Regions from separate parts of the Homo sapiens genome. Here region 2 is linked to region 1. A link is an interaction called in ENCODE POLR2A ChIA-PET data of the cell type or tissue named here. Cell type or tissue: HepG2. All regions are shown on one strand.

Region 1 (2,500 bases):
AGCTCAGGACACGTGGTTGCATTATGTCCCATGGTTAGGCATTTGGTCTCTGCCAAGACCCAATAGCAAGCCTGAAACTATTTTTTGAAAGGTGAATAATTTTCTGCAAAAGAGGGCATAGATTTTCTCAAAATTCTAGAAGTCTGGGCAGTGATTCTCTTATTCTTGCTTGCTAAAGGCTCCATTCAGCATCCCTATTTGCCATGGACACTTCAAGTATCATTGGATCTGCCAGATCATAAGGCCCAAATGGCAGAGCAGCTTGAACCACAGCTTGAACTTGCTATAGAATCTTTTCTTGCTCTGAAACCCACTCTAAACTGTCAACCTTGTAGGTAACTTTGTAGCTGGGTTGAAGCCTACCAAACATTGTACCCTCTTTTTCATTGTTGGTGATGTTAATTAGAGCAACTTAATCACCTTGGAAGGGAAATTTTGACATGTTTTGAGCAATTGAATCCTGACATTTCATTGCTGCAGTGGGTCTCTGAATTTTTGTAGGGTTTATCTCGCATCAACTACTTTGTATATGTCTTACTAAAGCATCTAACGTATTTGCTACTTGCTATTTATCAGACCCAATTAGCATAATGTCAGTATAGTTGACTAGTGTGTGTGTGTGTGTGTGTGTGTGTGTGTGTGTGTGTGTGTGTGTACGTGCTTATTTATTTATTTTTTTGGAATGTCACGCGATCAAGATCTCTGTGGGCTACATTATGGTAGGAGAATGGCATAGCCCTGAGGCTAGATTCATAGGCACGTAAAAGGCAGGTAAAAGCAATGTGCTTCTGGTGGTTCTTGCAGATTTGTATGAAGAAAAAGGCATTATTCAGGTTAATAGCAGTATACCAAGTGCCGTGACCCATGTTGATTTGCTCCAGTAAAGATGCTATATCTGGGGCATCAGCTGCAATTGGAATCATCACCAGATTAAGTTTATGATAGTCCACGAGTTTATGATAGTCACTAAGATCCATCTGACTTCTGCACAGGACAAACTGGCGAGTTAAATCAAGATATAATAGGTATCACTACCCTGTTTCTTTCAAGTCTTTTGATGGTGACATTAAGCTCTTTAATTCTTGAGATGTGGTATTGCTTCTGGCTTAATATCTTAGTAGGGAGGGTAAGTTCTAGGGGCTTCCATTTAGCCCTTACTATTAAAATGACTCTTATCAGTTGGGTCAGAAAGCCAATATGGGAGCTCTGCCAATAGTCAAGTATGTCTGTTCCAAGTATTTATTCAGGAACTGAGGAGATAACAACAAAGTAGGCCCATTGTACTATGGGGTCCACTGTGAGGTGGACTTGAGCTAAGCATTTCATCTATTACCTGACCACTGTCAGCACTCACTTTGACTGATAGGCCACAGTAGCATTTTGAGTCCCCAGGAATTAGTAATCCCTGAAAGGTCTGGGTATTTCCTTTTCTCTAATCCGTAGTCACTCTAGTAAATGGCCTTTGGGGAAGCTTGGATGAGGATTTACAGTATGTACTTGTACTTGTGGGAACACTACAGGTTTTTCCTCAGGGGACCTGGGCTTGTTAATTGACTTGGGTCTAGAAATTAGATGAGAGGTCAAAACTTTTCTAGTCAGGTTTTTACTACCAGAGCTGGAGTTTTTTTCAGTTGTACAGATGAATCTGTTTTGGTAGGCTGCTTGTGGAATACTGTGTGATCAATTACTGCCAAAGATCCTGGTGGGCCAAGGTGTTCTGATTACCAGTACAACTTTACTGTATTTATAGTAGATTTCCCACCTTGTCTTTGGTGATTACATGCTGCTACTTGGCCTCTGTTATTTTAGGATCCCGTTACCCCTTTAAATCAGGGAACCCACTTAGTGGTGGCATTTCCCATGGCCATACCTAGGGGTTGTGACAGAGACCTTAGGGACTGTAAAACCTAAAATGTTTATCTGTGGCCCTTTATAAATAAAGTTTGCCAACCCATGTCTAGGGGAACAGGGACACACTGCAAAGGGGAGCAACCACAGAGCTTTTCAAGGATGAAGGTGATCCCCTCACTAATGCATTTCTTTTTTTGTTGTTGTTTGTTTTTTTTTTTGTTTTTTTGAGACAGAGTCTCACTCTGTCACCCAGGCTGGAGTACAGTGGCACGATCTTGGCTAACTGCAACCTCTGCCTCCTGGGTTCAAGCAATTCTCATGCCTCAGCCTCCCAAGTAGCTGGGATTACAGTTGTGCACCACCACACCTGGCTAATTTTTGTATTTTTAGTACAGTCGGGGTTTCACCATGTTGGCCAGGCTGGTCTTGAACTCCTGGCCTCAAGTGATCCACCTGGCTCGGCCTCCCAAAGTACTGGGATTACAGGTGTGAACCACCATGCCCACCTCACTAATGGATTTCTCAATGCCTGAGTGAAAGGATTATCTTCCGAGCTTTTTTTTGCAACATAGGTTACACATGAAAAATCCATTCCAACATTTCTATCTCCCTAAGTTTTTGAATTGCCTCTTCTACATCTTGCTAGGGA
Region 2 (2,500 bases), 580 kb after region 1:
GTTCAAGATCAGCTTTGCCAACATGGTGAAACTCCATCTCTACTAAAAAATACAAACATTAGCCAGGCATGGTGGCGGGCACCTGTAATCCCAGCTACTTGGGAGGCTGAGGCAGGGGAATCGCTTGTACCCGGGAGGCAGAGGTTGCAGTGAGCTGAGATCATGCCACTGCACTCCAGACTGGGGACAGAGCGAGACTCTGTCTCAAAAAAAAAAAAAAAAAAAAAAAAAAAAGAGTCTGGGCTGGGCATGAGTCTCATCTCTCTCAGTTCTTTTATTCAACAAATATTTATTCAACACCCACAGTGTCCTAGACATTTGTTCTAGGTGCTGTTGATCAAAACAGGTAAAGAGCTCTGCCCACATGAGGTCCCATTTTAGGGAGGGACATAGACATTAACACAATAAAGAATAGACAGTATGTTAGATGGCAACAACTGTTGTGGTTGGAAGAAAATCAAACGGAGAGGAAGGTGGGAGTATAGGTAGGGGACAATGCAATTTTATATTGGGTGGTCAGGGGAGGCTTCACTGAGAAGATACTATTTGAGCGGAGATCTGAACGAAGTGAAGGAGCAAGACAGGGCATAACTAGGGGAAGTATGTTTCAGAAAGGGGGAACAGCAAATGCAAAGTTCTTGAACCAGGACTGTGTCTGGCATACCTGAAGAACAGCAGGGAGGCCAGAGTGTCTGCGGTCGAGTGAGTGTGTAGAATAGAGGAGATGGAGTCACAGAGGCAATGAGGAGGGGTGAGGTGAGGGGTTGCAGATGGAGTGGGGTGGTTGCAGATGGAGTTGGGTCTCGAAGACCATGATGAGGACGTGGGTTTTCTTTGGACAAGCTGGGGAACCATGGGGAGGGTTTGAATAGACCTAGGGATATGATCTGGCCTAAGTTTGTTTAAGGGTTACATAGACTGAGTAGGGGATTAGAGGAAGAGCCCTACCAAGGATTCCTAAGACAACACTCTGGGCTCTGTAGAGGGGAGAGTGGAGACAGGAGGACTGTGTCACTCAGATCTAGCTTTCAGGGTCGTCATAGTCAGATCTTGGTCTGGACACACGCAAGAGACATGAAGGAGACTTTTGAAAGGAACATACCCTTGTGGTTTGCGGTATTCAGGCCAGTCAAGGGGGCCAGATCACCCCCACAGAATGGGGTGGGGATAGTGTGAAACCAGAGGGGACAGAGAGCCTAATGGGGCTAGTGAGGAGGGAAGGTTTCCTGGAACCTGGAAGAGGAGATGTGATCCATAGGCTCAGTGCAATTCCTGCCAAACTCCCAAGTTTTTTTGTGAGAAAGTTGGCATACTGTTTTTCAAATTTATATGGAAAAGCAAAGACCGCAGAAGAGCCTAGACAATCTATCTCTCTTTTTTTTTTTATTTTTTTGAGAGACAAGGTCTTGGTCTGTTGCCCAGGCTGGAGTGCAGTGGCATGATCCTAGCTCACTGCAGCCTGAAACTCCTAGGCTGAAGTACTCCACTGGTCTCAGCCTCCTAAGTAGCTAGGACTACAGGTGTGTGCCACCATGCCTGGCTAATTTTTAAATTTTTTATGGAGAAGGGTCTTGCTATGTTGCCCAGGCTGTTCTCAAACTCTGGCCTTCAGTAATCCTCCTGCCTTAGCTTCCCAAAGTACTGGGATTATAGACATGAGCTACTGTGCCCAGCCACTAGACAGTCTTGAAGAGAAACAAAATGAGCAGACTTGTTTTACCAGATATCTAGGCCTGCTAGAAAGCTGAGTAATTGGGACAGTGTGGGTGTTTGTTCAGGAATGCAACATTAGACCCTCAGAACTGAACAGAAAACCCAGAAATAGACCCAAGGCATCCACATCTACTTAATGGACTCAGAGGTAGTATTGCAGGCCAGTGAGGAAGGATGGCTACTGAATAAATGATGCAGGCTAACTGGTCATCCATATGAAAAAAACAAAAAACAAAAAAACAAATTGGAGTCTGTTACAGGTTGAATTGTTCCCCTTAAAAGATATATTGAAGCCTTGGCATCCCCCACCAGTATCTGTGAATATGGCCTTATTTGGAAATAAGGTCTTTGTAGATATAATCAAATTAAGGTGAGGTCATACTGGATTAAGTAGGTTCTAATCAGGCCAAGCACAGTGGGGCTCACGCCTGTAATCCCAGCACTTTGGGAGGCCAAGGTGGGTGGATCACAAGGTCAGGAGTTCAAGACCAGCCTGGCCAAGATGGTGAAACCCCGTCTCTACTAAAAATACAAAAACTAGCCGGGCATGGTCGCAGGCGCCTGTAATCCCAGCTACTTGGGAGGCTGAGGCAGGAGAATCACTTGAACACGGGAGACAGAGGTTGCACTGAGCTGAGATTGTGCCACTGCACTCCAGCCTAGGCTACAAGAGAGACTCCGTCACAAAACAAACAAACAACCAAAAGCCAACTAATAGATGTATGAGGTATGAGGAAGGATAAAATTAGAAAATCACTATTTGGCAGCCATATTAATAATTCGACAA

Evidence for each region. ChIA-PET counts read pairs that join two places held together with the same protein. Peaks named below come from ENCODE experiments on the same cell type or tissue, not always from the same donor. Only the 100,000 strongest peaks of a DNase experiment are listed, where the experiment ranks them.
Region 2: POLR2A ChIA-PET joins it to region 1 with 5 read pairs; 2 of 35 experiments call an interaction of 5 or more read pairs at or near these places.

The regions. Positions count from the first base shown.
Region 1 is chr3:47,953,591-47,956,090 of GRCh38, reverse strand. All of the region lies in intron 3 of MAP4 (microtubule associated protein 4), which reads left to right. Among named protein-coding and RNA genes, the nearest start is that of MAP4, 62 kb to the left of the region's middle. In HepG2, no CTCF peak of the experiment used is centred here; a DNase peak (open chromatin) is centred at 1,280.
Region 2 is chr3:47,373,871-47,376,370 of GRCh38, reverse strand. No RefSeq gene overlaps it. Among named protein-coding and RNA genes, the nearest start is that of PTPN23, 5.9 kb to the left of the region's middle. In HepG2, no CTCF peak of the experiment used is centred here; no DNase peak of the experiment used is centred here.